Regions from separate parts of the Homo sapiens genome. Here region 1 is linked to region 2. A link is a loop called in an ENCODE intact Hi-C map of the cell type or tissue named here. Cell type or tissue: dorsolateral prefrontal cortex. All regions are shown on one strand.

What was found. A loop is a pair of places that touch in the nucleus more often than their neighbours do. Peaks named below come from ENCODE experiments on the same cell type or tissue, not always from the same donor. Only the 100,000 strongest peaks of a DNase experiment are listed, where the experiment ranks them.
Region 1: a loop joins it to region 2, with 5 times the contacts of the local background. A loop is called at or near these places in 4 of 110 quality-filtered maps.

Annotation. Positions count from the first base shown.
Region 1 is chr2:145,197,336-145,205,335 of GRCh38, reverse strand. The region is part of intron 6 of LOC100505498 (a long non-coding RNA gene); the gene reads right to left. Among named protein-coding and RNA genes, the nearest start is that of LINC01966, 320 kb to the right of the region's middle. In dorsolateral prefrontal cortex, a CTCF peak has its summit at 4,868; a DNase peak (open chromatin) is centred at 4,902; H3K4me3 peaks cover 1,639 bases.
Region 2 is chr2:145,062,741-145,070,740 of GRCh38, reverse strand. All of the region lies in intron 3 of TEX41 (testis expressed 41), which reads right to left. All of the region lies in intron 3 of LOC100505498 (a long non-coding RNA gene), which reads right to left. Among named protein-coding and RNA genes, the nearest start is that of LINC01966, 180 kb to the right of the region's middle. In dorsolateral prefrontal cortex, no CTCF peak of the experiment used is centred here; a DNase peak (open chromatin) is centred at 3,690; H3K4me3 peaks cover 1,187 bases; H3K27ac peaks cover 6,198 bases.

The sequences.
Region 1 (8,000 bases), 130 kb before region 2:
AGCTAACTTTTGTATTTTTAGTAGAGATGGAGTTTCACCGTGTTAGCTATGATGGTCTCAATCTCCTGACCTCATGATCAGCCTGCCTTGGCCTCCCAAAGTGCTGGGATTACAGGCATGAGCCACCCCGTCCGGCCGAGACCTTCTGTATTTCTAGGAAATAATTCAAAATTACAGAAATATAATTCAATCCCAAATTTTGTGTCTGTTAATTTTTAATGGGGGTTTACAAAAATGAAGAAGAGAGGTCAGGTGCAGTGGCTCACGCCTGTAATCCTGGCACTTTGGGGGGCCAAGGCAGGCAGATCACCTGAGGTCAGAAGTTCGAGACCAGCCGGGCCAACATGGTGAAAACCCGTCTCTACTAAAAATACAAAAATAAGCTGGGCGTGATGGCGGGCACCTGTAATCCAAGCTACCCAGGAGGCTGAGGCAGGAGAATCACTGGAACCTGGGGGGCAGAGACTGCAGTGAGCCGAGATCACACCACTGCATTCCAGCCTGGGCAACAGAGTGATACTCCATCTCAAAAAAAAAAAAAAAAAAAAAAAAAAGGAAGACGAGAACAGTAAATATGAAATGTACTGGATTCTTATTATTCATCTGTCAGACTAAAATGACTCTCTATAATAGGGTGCTGCTATCTATTTATAAGAGGGTGCTGCTATCTTCAGTGTGCGCCACAAACATCAGCACACTTGGAAGGAGGTCAGGAGGCAGAAGAGAAGAGAAAAGAAACCAACAAGCTCAGTTATAACAAAGAAATGTTTCTCTCAGAGGACTTGTACTGATCAAGCTAAATTTGTTTAATAATAGAAAATATAAACACCAATGTAAGAGAACATATGTCAAAAAACATGAGAATGCTATGAAGTATATAGAAATATTCTTGTGTAAGGAATGTTGTACACTTTTTACTTATTAATAATCAAAATACGTAGATGTGTGCATGAATATTGACAAGAAAAATGTAAATATCTTGAAGGAGAATATCACATCAGAGGCAGGTCTATTGTGGAGATATTCATAGTTCCAGCTAAGTTCTTTATATTTTCCTTAAAATCTTAGATCCAGAGCCTGGCGCATGTCCTGGCTTTTGGTAGTGCTGTCACCCCTGTGCACCTAGCATTGCCTGCTGGCTAGTGACAGCGTCTCCTTGATGAGCAGGCTGGGGCCAGTCCCAGGCAGCTCCCCTTTCAGCCTGACAGCTGCATATCCCAGGTGGTCTGACATTTGAGATGGAGGCTGTGGATAAGATTGAAGGTGTTTTAGGGGAGAAGTAGGCTGTGAATAACACCAAGACTTCATCCAGATGGAATCACTCATGAGACAACCTGAGATACTCTATTACTGTCCATATGTCTTCCAGGTCTCCAAAGGCCAGACTCCATTGATTTATTAGAAACCCACTATTTATGCTTTTGGCTCATCTCACAGCAGACTACAGTAAAGGATTTATCAGAGATGCTGCTGTTTCTGTCAGTTATTAGAATTTTATAAGTTCTTTAAATAAAACAGCCTCCATAAATATCCTAGTAAACATCAGACAATAAAGTAAATATTTGGGGGTGAGATTCAGTTTATTTCCTTTTAATATACACCACCTTTTTACAAGTTTCCTTCTGAGTGCAGCCTCATGGCAAAACCCTTTACAGAATGCACCTATTTTAAGTAAATAAATAAATATGTGACTCCAAAGAAATCCAAATGACAAGAGCTAACTATGTGAATGGTTTTGCTTAAACACAATTTTTCCCTTGCAGATAAACTCAGAAGAATTATTTCATTGTTTTACCAGCACAAACAGTTGTTATTAGTGTCTCTTATTTATAGATGGTTCTTTGAAGGACTACAGTAATATAGCAAAATATCAGTTATTCCATCACACTGGTGAATTTAATGAACCTGAAGGTGTGTGTTATTTTAGCACTTGCTGTGGCTCCTGTGAAAACCCAGTGGTGCTAAAATCTGTAAACCTGTCATTGCTTAAGTAATAACCTTGTTAAAAGCATCTTCATTTAACTTACTTTAGCTGCTGCAGGATGCAGGTTTTATTTTATCGGTGTAGAGAGTAGGTGTTTCAAACCCAAACCACTTATGGTAAATATAATTAATTGTAGTTTATTAATTTATTCTCAGTGTTATTGCTTTTATTTTAACACTTAGTTTAAATTAAATATTGTCTGGAATCTAGTACCCATTTTCAATTTTTCACAAACTCTGAATTTATATTGAATTTCTGTGGTTAAGAGAGTAAATTTTAGTCTGCACCAATGAAAATGTTCATTTTCATCTTTACTACTCCTTTACATGAAGCACAATAGCCTCCTCCCCTCACCCCTGCTGTATACAACATGGATGAAAAAACAGAGTACATTTTCCTTAATCTACTTGGAATGGATTTGAGTTTATTCTTGCCTTTTAAAAATATGAAGAAAATTGCACGTTGGTACGTGTTCAGAATTATCAATTGATTTCTACAGGAACACATCTATAATTTTTGAAATGCTGGCAATAAAAATGGAAAGTCCAGCAGGGCATGGTGGTTCATGCCTGTATCTCAGCATTTTGGGAGGCCGAGGCAGGCAGATCACCTGAGGTCGGGAGTTTGAGACCAGCCTGACCAAAATGGAGAAATCCCATCTCTACTAAAAATATAAAAAATTAGCCAGGCATGGTGGTGCATGCCTGTAATCTCAGCTACTGGGGAGGCTGAGGAAGGAGAATCACTTGAAACCGGGAGGCAGAGGTTGTGGTAAGCCGAGATCATGCCGTTGTACTCCAGCCTGAGCAACAAGAGCAAAACTCCGTCTCAAAAAAAATAATAATAATAATAAAAGAAAGAAAGAAAAGAAAAAGACAGTCCTTCCTATTCAGAACTCATTGAAAAGGGAGAGAGGGAGAGAGAAAGGAGAAAGAAAGAGAGAAAATAAGAGAGGAGGAGAGAGAAAAAGAAGAGAGAGAGAGAATGAAAACAGATAAAAACTGTAATTTGTATTTACAGTTACAGCCTTAAAGCAAAACAAACTTTCCTTAATTACCTGCACAGGCCAACAGCAAGGTGTGTGATAAATGCTATATGTTATCAACCACTTTGAAATCCTTGGCCGACTGCAATAATTGTCAGTGAATGCTGATAGGTGTTATATAGCCACACCTACAAAAAACATTATGAAAGGTGTTGGTGTCCAACCACTGTTTCAATGCTGAGTGAAATTAGTTAAACAAATACTAGCCTGAGTGGTAGATTAAGATTTACATCAAATTTATTTTCCCTAAAAGATATCAATAAAAACGCAGAATAGAAATATTATAATAGTTCCATGTGACAATAAATTGAAACTGTTAAAGTCAGTTTGTTTAGGAATCTATTTTTAATAAAACATTTTTATAAAATCATGAAATTTCTTTGTATTTATGTTAATGTCTCAGAAAGCTGACTAGTCAATGTTGTTTATCTCTTTAAAAAATCTCCAATTTAACTTGAATTTTGGGGCTTTAAAATATAATCAAACAGATTGATTATTACAATATTCAAGATATTTTTTGTAAAATAAAAAGTATAAAACTGATACTTATTATTCCTTTCCAGTCCTTTAATTATAATGTTGATTTTAAATTTGGGGGTGGAGGAGGTAAAGAGAAGACATACATCAAGAACTAAAGCAATTTCCTGGGTTATCTTTAAAGTTAAACACAATACTAACTAAACATTGCTCTCTGTTATTTTTGTTTTTATGATAATTTTTAGAGTTATTAACGCTCAGATTGCTTGAAGCATGGATTATTCAAATAATATGGGCTCTTAAAATATGTAGTGACAAAAATATTTTAAAATTGTATACATATAATTTTTGTAATTATCAGTCTTTTTGTAATGTACCTACTTTCAGAAACTTATTTTTTGTAATTCAGTTAATGTTTGTATGCTTTGAACAAATGACATTTTAAATCAGAATATTAAACGACCCTGTTAATTTTTGTTTGGTTTGACAGTATAGTTTCTAAACAATAGCCAGACAAAAGATTATACAATTGTATCACTCAATAAGATACACTTTAAATATATATTAAAGTTAGAATAATTTAATGAAATTCACATTTTATCAAGGATTTTTTTTAATTAAATCTATTGGTTGTTAGTATCTGTGAACTCTTAAGAATAAACACCTGCAGTGTTTTATTATGTAAAAAGGTGGTTTAATTGCATCATATTTATCACAGACAAATCAAGCCCTATTCAGAAGATAATAATGACACAGTAATTGGATCAGTAATTGGTTCAGGATGATTCAATATTGTACTAATAATCATAAATACTGCTGTCTTCTGCTTTGATACAGGGCTGACATGCTAATATAGATTGGATTTGGAGCAATAAATATTAGTGAACTGATCTATTATTAATGTCTAGATCCTTAGTTTGGCTATGCCAGCCAGAAACAGGTACAAAACAGATGTACCACTTGAAAACATATGTATTCTAAATTATAATATGAATTTAGTCAATGTACTTTGTTGGCTTTTCTTAACCAGGGTATCTTTGAAATGAGTATCTTCAATATATAGAAAGGGAGGGGAGTAGAAACAAAGAATGTTCTTTACTTTCCTTATGAAAATGATCATTTTGTGGGAGTAATATAGTTTTTACATTTGACTGAGCCAAGTTGCCATGGCTGATGTGACATGATGACCTGGTGGGCAAAATTATTCACGTGCCAGTCATGTAATGATGGATAAGAAAATCATTCCCATTACCGCACTGTGTTCAGCAGACACTTGGCGGTTAAACAGAACTATTTCTTAGCCAGTGTGGTGGCAGCCTTTCACTGAGAGCCAAAGGAGGGGGAGGCTCATTATAAAGGAAACAATGATCCTTATTCACTTAACATGGAAACTTGCCTTACAAGGGCACATTGGACAGCCCTGGGCTGGAACAAAAATGGCATATTCCCTTTTATCAATGGAACAGAAACCCAGGATCAACATGCCTGGCTTGGAATGCTGCCTGCTGGTGACAGAAATGGATATATTCAGGCATTTGTTTATTTATGATAATTTCTGTGTATGAGGGGAGGGTGCTTACCGTCTACCCCCGCCCAGCACTGGAATTGGCTTGTTTTGTGGATGTAAAGAGGGGCAACTCCCAAATGCCAATAAAGAACCTAATTATGCAGTTATAACTCTAAAGTTGTAAAACCAATTAGAAGTGTATTATTTACCTTGGAATGAGAGAAATTTTTTTCTATCATTCTTAACTAAACATAGGGTAATGGTATGCACAAAATCTCTGCACAAGACTAAAAGAATGCCATGGGGTATGGAATTGATGCTTTCTGGCAATGAACCCCAAACATAAGTGACACATTTCCCAAGAGAAACCAAGAGACTGATGGGATCCATATAGAAGATTTTGGTTATCCTGTTACTCATCTCATGCCTTGGGTTTTTGTTCGTTACAAATTGAGAATTTGAAATGGAGTTTATTCTCCAAAGGTCATTATAAAGAAAATGAATATAAAGCTTACCAAATCTATGATTTATACAAATGCTCAAGGATGAGTATTGAATTCTTTCATATAATTTATCTCTGCACTAATTATTAAAAAACCTTTGAAGGTAGGCAGAGAGTCAAGTGATTACTTTCTCATTGCCAAAGTCAGCCAGGAAGCACCAGTTGATGAACAGTGTGTTGGAAGGAAAAAGAGCCAGGGAATACTGTATCAGTGAGATTTTGAACAACCCAGTGATTCCCATTCAAGGGAATGGGCTTCAACCTATTCTGGTGTTCTCAACATTCCCTCCTTATGCAAGGTATGGATGCCACAATTTTCCCAGCATAAGCTCAGTTGAGCCTCTCTAATGGCATCTATGTTGGCCCTATTTTCTACATAGGCATAGAGGGACGTCTTCATCATTTGCAGGAGTCTGGGGTTACTGCCAAGGGCAATGATCCAACTACACAGGCAAGGGAAACAGATAATCTATTTCGGTTCCTGAATCAGCATTGCATCCAGTAACACCTGAGCAGTGAAAATCCTGTGGCGTCTTCATTCAAGAGCCAGGAAATTCCACGTGTTTGTGGAATCAAGTTCTCTCCTAAGTGGAGTGACTGTTTATTGTTAAGTATCCATGAACGGAAAGCTGCAGTCAAATAGCAGCCAAGCAGTCACACGTTCACTGTGGATCTATGCCCCAGTGGCTCCAGCTCTGAACCAACTGCTCAGGAGTTATATGATAACTAATTCACTGGGTCCTATGTCTCCCTGAAATTCTACGTGTAGTTGTGGTTCACTGGTTTAGTGACGTGAATGAAGGGAATTTAGTGCACTTCAAATCTCTCATTACACCTTAATTAGGACCCCAGCTAGAAATATCAGTGTTTGAACAACTGTAGCAGACAAGGTTTCTTTTCTTTCTTTAATCACATATTGTAAAGCAGATTGAAGTAGTTTATCAATGTTTTCTTCTTTTGTTTTTCTCCCGATTGAGAATCTATAGCCAAATAGATTAACATAAACACTAACGCTGTGGTTTTTCAGTTTTAATCCTTAGCTCAGTCAGCAATTCTCAGTCAGAGAAATAAATGGTAACAGTTATTATAGAAAATATGTTATTAAGAATCAGCAATTTCATAATTGTTTTTTATTGTCTTTTGTTTCTGTGTTTTTATGTTTTTTTAACAGAAATCATGCCACTGAAACAAATTAAACCCTTTTTTATTTGTTAGTAAATTTCCAGATCTTTTTTAATTCCACATTCATTTTGATCTTGAAAACTTGTCCTTGAACCACCAATTACCAGTGATCTTAACTTGGGGCACCTGTGTAAACTCCTCTGCAATAAAGCTTTATTGTAGGAAATTCATTTTAATGAATGTAGCATCTATATCATAAATAATTTTAAAAATTAGCTTGTAGGTGTCAGTATAGTAACAGTCTTTTTAGCAAACTAGGGGAAACACCTCATTTTACTTATTTATTTAAATATTTACCTTCCTAACAAATAAGTTTACAATATATTTCTAATTAAAGCAAAATACAATTAAACTATAACTTTAAAAATCCACCTTTAAATCAAAGAATGAAGACAAACAATACTAAAATTTAATCTCTCCTTTGGGGCAGGAGACAGCTTACAGGTCTAGTCAGCCAGCTAAATGACAGTCAGAAAAGATCATGTGACGCGGATCTAAAAACTAATTAATCTCCATAAAGCTGTAAGTGAGGTAGGTAGGATGACTTGAAATCTGATTACATTATCGCATTTAAGGGAAGAAAATGCAGCATGTATTTTTCATGTTGATTTTAACCACCTGAGCCCATAATGATGTTTTGTACCTTGGAAGAAAACTCATCTTTCATCCATATTTAAGAAGAACTACAAAGATGCTACTATCATTGGTACTTGATTTACACGTTTGGTATAAATACTATGAAAATGAATCATGTTGGATGCCTTTATAAAGTTTTTCAGGAATAAGTAATTCTTTGAAAACTAGATTCACTGTAAAAAGCTAGCCATAAATCCAAAGATTAAAAGAAATTGACAAAGATATTTAAAGGAAATAATAATTTTACCATTCCCACCCCTACCTCCATAAAAAGCAAATGATTAGGTAGTATATTTTGGCTACTGAACATTTATGGGCTGAATTTTTATTAGTTCTAAAGTTAAATTGCTATTCAAAATAATTCCAAAAATTGATTAAAATGTGATATTCTCTATAGCTTCCATTATTCTAGTCATACACAAATTATGTAAACACTGTGAATGTTAGGAGGATTCATTCAGAACTCCAAGAAATTGTCCTGAATATTTCACATCTAATTCTTTTTCTATTGTTTTAATATTTAAGTAAAAAAGACTTCCATAATTGTTCTTGGAACTCTCCTTTATCTGAAAGAGAAGAACAAGGAGTCTAGAATATAAATTTGAAACATTACATTGGAATGCCCTAAAAATAATCCTTATAAGATAGGAATGAGCCCTGAAGGGAG
Region 2 (8,000 bases):
TTTTTGCTGTCTTTATAACTTCATACTCAGCAGATTTAGAGATCTTAGTTCCCAAAAAAGAAATACTTACATTAATAACACAAGAATTGTCCCTTTGAAATATAATTGAAACCCCCACCTTGATATACTTTGGGCTTCTCCTGCCATTGAACCATCAGCCAAAGAAAGGGGTTGTGGGGATTGATCCTAACAACTGAAAATTGTTTTGCTGAAACATGATGGGATTTACTCTCATCTTCCCTTAATACTTTCAAGCTTAGTAGTAAAAATCAAAAGGCAACTATCCAGTAAAGCCAAAATCACTAAGGGTTCCAACCCTTCAGGAAGGAAGTCTTGGTTCACCAGCCAGATAAATAACCCTGACCAATTGAGGTTCTGGTTGAGGGCAAGAGGAACATAAAAGAATGAAGGAAGGCAGCACACTCATGATTAGAGACAATGATGAGGGTGATGCTAGCTCTGCCTGCTTTTGTTATGTATATATTAACAAATTATTTCTATTTTGCCCTTTCCTCTTTCTCTATTCATATGATCTATGAGGGAGTGTTCATGATGCATAGATTTTCATAGTGACTCACAAATCACTGCACTCTGAGAAACTGCATCAAGACCTGATGAAGAGGACATTGTATCACTTGACCACCTTCAACTTTGAGAATGAAAAGTGAAGATGAGACTTTTTGTGTCCCTTTTGTGGAGAGGTGTGACAGCATCTTCATTTGTGTTTTGGGTTGCATTTTATTAGGTAGAAGAATGAAGTCATTGTTTCATGGGAATAAATGATGTATAGTTAGCAAAAATGCATGCCGCACAGAAAAAGGGGTGGACTGTGCTACTTCCTTACTTCCTACTTCCTTACTGCTCACAGATTCATTTCCCATGCTTATTCTGCTTGCCAGAAATTGGCTTTTACAAACATGTTCAAGGTTTTTTATCAACTGCTTTCTAGCTAGGTGGGGTAAATGGGAAGCCCTAATTATGAGTTTAGGCTGCAGGAAGGGATAAATTAAGCCCCCAATTCCAACCCTCCCACTGCTTCTGGTAGAATCTCTAGTAATGGCCTCATCTCCTCATGGTTCTAATTCTAATCAGGGATCTAAACAGCCCCTCTCACTGTGGTTTCACCTCCAGCTGACTGGCCCTGGTTCCTACGCTCTGGTAATATCCTGGTAATATCATATTCTCCCTCTGCCCTCCAGGTGCAGGAATGGCAACACTTGTGTGGGTTGGCACACCATCCTTGGTTGGCTTTTCAGCCTTCTAATTCCTTTGTCATATATTTTAGGCTTCTTACATACTCCCAAGCATTGACTCTGTTTTCTCATTTGACTCTGACTGATCACAGTTATTTCAGTAGTTTAGGTGAAAGATAATGGTGATTTAAACTGAGGTGCTAGGGTGTTAGCAGTAGGTACCAAGAGATTTAAACAGAGCAGAGGACGTGCTATATATATTGTAGGTGTTGAAGAAAGGGAGGAATCAAGGAGAGTACTTGTTTTTTTTTTTATTTTAAGCAACTTCATAGATCATGGCATAATTTATTGAAATGCACTAGATAAAGGAAGAAACAGTTTGGAGACAAGAATTTTAAAATTCCTCTTTATATGTGTTCATTATGAGATCCCTGTAGGATAGCAAAATGGGATTTCCCTATTTGACAGATTCTTAGTAAAACTAGGGATTTGGGAAAAGACCCAGCCTCCTTCTTGATACTTCAGTTCCAAGTCCTCTTTTTCATTTGCAATTAACTTATGAGTGGTTAGATACCAGCTCCTTTTTCTGTTCTTGTCAAATGGAGAAAAAATGAGGAAAAATGAAATTTCTAGGGATATTTTCATTTAAATGATACTCTAATAGAATAAACGAATTTGCCTGACTGTTTAAGTTTTACCAGAAAGGATTTTACCTGATTCTGAAATGGCCAAAATAAGTGATGTTCTAAACAAGGAAACCTTAAGGCAACTCTCATTTGCTTGTTCTGATGCTCTGAGAACAGGAAGCCTAATTACTCAACAGCCAAGTGCACTTAGCAATGTCTTGAGAAACTGCCCTCTGGCAACATTCTCTTTTAGGACATAATCAATTCATTGCCTTAGCATCAGCTAAATTTCACTGGAATAAAAATAGGAGGAAAATACTGACCTCATAATGAGATTCTTGAGTCCAAAATAAAAATTTATAAGCAGTGCGGTGCCTGAATGAAGGATATGAAAGAAGCAGTAGTTTGCTTCTGGCTTTGTGAATTTAGCCATATTCTCATGTTTCTGTTCCTACATAGTTATCAGCCATTCACATATAAAAATATAATCAGGATTCAGGAACTACAATATTAATAAACAATAATGGGTAAGAACACATGAAAATATCACCAATATATTTCTGAAAAGGAAATTGGGTGTCAGATTATCTTTCCTAAATTTTATACATTTAGTGTTAGCTAATATATTTCTTGAAATACTTGTGCAGTTTATCTTTTTGTGATAGTGTCTTTCAAAAAGTGTTGTGGAGTGTGCTATAACATAAGAAAGCAATCCTACAGCAAATTTTGCTTTATACCTTTGCTATAGACACTACATTCCAGTTGATGTGAAAGTGTGCATAGAGTGTATATGTCTGTGTGTATATTTACTGAATACATCCTCGTTGATGGCTGGCCATTTAGGGGGGGAAATGTGAAGAGAAGAACAGTGGCATGGGGATGGGGAATTCTCCTCTTTAATCAGTCTTATAAAATCAAAAATTCCCATGCTTAGAAGGTCAAAGAGAGAGTATAATGCACTTATGAAAAAGAGATAGGCTCATTAATCCAGTTGTTCTTGGCCCAGACAGCAGAAGAAATATAAATGCTGTCATCACTTACGTGTGAGATAAAGGATGAAATGTGGGAATTTGTCGGTTTACTGCAAAGACCATTCTTTTGGTTTGAGAACATTGGTGGAAATAACCTGAGCTGAGAAAAGCTCCCTATGAGGAATACACGTTATGGGAAACTATTAAAGACAACGTTTGGTCAATGACCTTCGTGACGTAGTTTAATCAAGCTGCACACCCCTCACCAAAAAGACAACTACTTGAAGAAGGGAGCCCTCAACAAGCCAAGACATTTTACCTTTCCTCTATTACATGAGTCTGGTATAAGACATGAGTGTGCAATAAATCTCTAGTTCATGCATTCAGAGGCTGCACTATGATAATGATAGACTATAAATCACAGAAAATATGTTACCTTTATTTTAGGACAGACAATAGCTAGAAATAGTGCTAACCAATAGCACAGATGTCTAGTAGATACAAAAATGAAGATTTGGCAGTTGTTTAAAAATGGGAAGTACAAGGATTTGACCTGAAATATATTAGAAAATAGCAGCAGTTTCATAGTTTTGTCAGGTTTCCAGTTTTGCATTTCACTATTTCTTTTTTAAATCCCATGTTCTGTTTTGGAAGGTAGACTGCAATTTTGGAAAACTGAAAAAATTTCTGTCATGCATTTCTAAAGTAACCTTGTAAATATTTGTAGATCATATACACATACATGAGCTTTTATGTAAATTTGTTTTTCTTTGAAAGTTTAAGGATAACTGAATGCTGAGAATGGAAGTAAAATGAGGCTGTAAACAAATGGGAGGCTCCCGCAAGGACCCATGGGGATTGGAACTAGGCTTTCCATGTGCCAACTATTAGCTAATTGTGAGATGACACTGACTGACCGGACTCATGATCCACATCCCAGTGTCTGCCTCAAAAGAGCTGTTAGAAGAAGAAAATGCTCATTTGTTGCAACTGTGACCAAGTTCTCTGAAATCCAATAATGGGCAGCTGGAGATCCCTCACATAACTGACAACACAAAGGGTCAAAGAGGCTTCTGATACCCCTGAGGGAGCGGTAAGAAAAAGCAGGCAGGGTTAACCCTGTTTTAAGTACAACAGGGTTAACAAGCTATAATTTACTACCTTGTTGATTTTCTTGTTTGATGGAAGTCTGTAGAAACTGGGAACTTATGGAAAAGTAAATTACACTTTTCAAAAATCCTCTTTTTTGTCTTTCCCTTTTTTTCTTGTGCCCCACCTTTTTTATGTTGGTGGGAGGGGGGATGGCCAGGAAGTTAGGCAAGCTGATTTACTTAAACAGTTGAAAATCTAGAGAAATCTGATCTTAACTTCCCAGAGGTTGAAAAGTAATGCCGTTTCCTGTGATTCTCCATTTCCTGGGTTTAGCAGGGACACAGATCCCAAGAATTAAAATATGATGAGAAAGTCTGTCCTCCTAAGATGTTCTCACCCCGGCAGGAAAGTACCATACCAGAAATTTCACAAGAAAGTCTGCTCTCATGAGACTCACTGCCAGACTTTTAACCATTTTGATAAGTTCAGAAGAGCTTCCATCAAAAAGCTTTCAAACGTCTGTCCCCAGTGACCCCACAGATCCCTTTGAGAGCCACCCAACACCACTTCATAGTTCCCATAAACACTTGGACCTTTCCCTGTGAAAGCTGACAAGTTTTCCCGAAAGTCCTTACATACCACACTCAGCCTCATCTTGCCAAATGTGCTATCTCAGTGGAAATTGCTGGAACTTTCCAGACAGATTTTATGCTACAGGCAAAAAGCACCTCAGTCACCAATGTGCCCACACTGTTTTCTGAGACTGTCGGTACCTACATATTTCATACACGATGTAAAAAGTCCCATGCTTTTTTCTCCCTGTATAACTAAGTATTGCTCTCATAATACTTTGTGAAAAATGTCTCGTAACTATAGTAATTACTGATGTCAACGCCCCTGTTAATATTCTGGGTCTGCAAACATTTCACATCAGATCTCCACATGGAAAAGGGACTGCTCACCTCTACTTTGTAAATTAGCTATATGATTTATCTGTGAGAAACATTTCAAAAATATAGATTCAGAAAGACATCTACCACATGATGGCTTTTCCATATGGCATCTCATAATTATTTTGCTGTGTGTGAACATGATGAAAACAGTTTCATAATCCTCCAAGGGTCAGAGTAAATTATTTCAATTAGACATATTTCAGAGCAAACATTACCTTAGGGTTTATTAATAATATTACCTGAGAAGGAACAGCTGCCTTTTATGCATAAAAAGCTGTCAGCTTCTTACCGCTCCATCTATAGAAACCCTTTTGTGATTTAAAAAAAAATGGCAGATTTTCTCATGCTTTACCTAAACACAGAACTTGGCAGCAGGGACCTGGTTGTAATCCTCAGCTTGGGAGCTGGTGGGTGGATTTTTTTTCTCTATAAACTCTTCTATAAACCACACCAGTCTCCTGGTATTTATTCTGGGTAGTGCTAGAAATTGTACACAGATCCAACAGGCCATGTAAAGGAGTTTTGTAACTTCCTGAAACCCTTTCATGCAAAATCCTTACTCTGAATGCAATTCCAGAAAGATGGGACATTACAGCAGCTTAAAAGGAAAGGTTTGCTCTGTTGTCTTTTTCTCCTCTACAGTGGAGCCTTGCAAATATGAAATAGGTCAATTGGGGCAACATAATAACAGCAACTAATACGAAATTAATTGACCTATATTGAAAATGCAATGCCCATTGAAATGGCTTCAGAGCTAAATCACGTAGATAGCTATATTAATAATAATTAAGGATTGGAATTTTTCTCTGTAGATGGGCTGTCACTTTATAAGAGTTAGTTGGAGCTACATATTACTGCAGCACATCAATTAAGTTTCGCTTTATTATAACCACAAGTCTCTGAACATGCATATTAAAAGATCTCAAGGCACAGAGTCTATGAGACGTGTGGAAAACAGAGTAGAAATACTCTGTGTGTCTAAGAAATGTATCATCTTATCACAAGCTTTTCTTGCCTCCCACCCCAAGATAATGACATGATGACAATGATAATGTGATGATGATAATGATTATAATAATGGGATGATGATTTTGATAAGGGCTTCTCACCAACATGTCCTGCTTTTGGCAAAACTTTCCTAAGGCAAAAGCATATTTATCTTGGCAGAACTGGCAAAGAATGTATTTTTTAGGAATTTGTTGCTGGTTGGATGAAAGATGGTATGGTAGGTAGTAGAATTAGTCAACATCAACTATTCAAATATTACTCTCTTGGCATTGAGACCCAGTGAGGCTTCAAATTCTCAGAGGATCTTAGCTGAGGCAATATCTGTGACCTTATGAGTATTTTTTGAGATAAACTAGCATAAGTAGTGTGACTGAAATTTCGAAGGAAATTTAAATGTAAACACACAACTTTCAAATACTTGCAACCAACATTCCTTCTCACAAACATACATGAAGCCATAGATAAAGCAGTCCTTTACCAAAGACATCAGGGAAATGCTGTGAGGAGAAGAGGGTAATCAGAAAATTTTCTTATATTTGTTTATTTTGCCAATGAATATTATACAGCTGTGGGTGAAGCACTGTATTTTGAGGAATAGAAATGAAAATTGCAATCAGAAAAGTTATTTGCATTATTCATTTCTATTTCATTTTAGGAAAATATCAATAAAAATGGGGAACATTATAGAATTTAAAAGAACCCTTGTATTATATTTTCTACATTCCTTATAGAAGGGCAGAACATCTCGTATGCTTTGTTGCAACTATTCCAGAAAAAAAAAAAGACAAACACCATAATCATTGCTTCTCAATCCTACAATCTTATGCTTTCCAGTTCTCCTTTTTTCTCTCTCTCTTTTGGCACTCTGGCATGTCAGATTCTTGTTTTGTACTTGTTTTGACCCCAACTAAATGGTGGAGCACTAATAAGCAAAAGTAGAGCCATAACTGGATCAGGAGAGATCTGAAAACATAATCATGCCACAGATGAACCATTGGCAATAGTTCAATGCTTACTTATGGCACCAATTGATTTCTTCCCATAGTGGCCACCATCTAAGTAAATGAACAATCATCTACTCAGTTGCTCAGAAAAAAAAAAAACAACCTGAGAGTCATCGTTGACTGCTCTCCTTCTCTCACACCCCAAATCCAAATCAACAGCAAAACTGTCAGTTCCTAATCAAAACATATTTAAAATTCAACAACTTATCATCTCCGTGGCTATCACCATAAGCAAAGCCAGTACCATCATTTTTCTGTGCTACTGCAATAGTCTCTCAGTACTCCTCATACTACTTGCTTCTATGATATTTTTACTCTCTATAATTTGGCCTCCACACAGTTGTCTGTGATCTTTCTAAAAGATACATTATATCATGTTCCTACCCTCAACCTTCCAATGCCTTCCCATTATACTTAGAATAAAATTTGAAATCCTTATCATGGCTTCTAAGTCATGAGATTCTGACAACCACTCTGACTTAATTTCCTATCATACTTCAACTCACTCACTGCACTCCAACAACCCTTGCCTTCAAATTCCTCTACACCCCAAAACCCTTCCTATATCAGGGCTTTTACTTTCTGTTTGGAATACTTGTATTCCAGATATTTGCATGGCTCACTTTCTTTCCTCAACCACCTTTCTACCCAAATTTAATCTTCCAGAGTATAACTTTTAACAATCCCACCTAGAATATTCTGCCATGTCAATGTCTGTAATGGTTAAGTATTTTTTTGGAGGTGGAGACAGTCTTGCTCTGTCACTCAGGCTGGAGTGCCTTGGCACGATCCTGGTTCATTGCAGCCTCAACGTCCTGGGTTTCAGCAATCCTCCTGCCTTGGCCTCCCAAAGTGCTGGGACTACAGGTGTGAGCCACCACACCTGGCTGTAATGGTAAATTGCATGTATCAACTTGAGTGATCTAAGGGATGCCAAGAAGCTCATAAAACATTAATTCTGGGTGTGTCTTTGAGGGTGTTTCCCAAAGAGAGTGGCTTTTGATTTGGTAAACTGAGTAAGGAAGATCACCCTCACCAATGGGTATGGGCATCGTCCATTCTGTGGAGGGCCCCAGTAGAACAAAAAAGTGGAGACAGGACAAATTTTTTCTCTTTGCTCAAACTGGGACATCCATTTCCTTCTGCCCTTGGA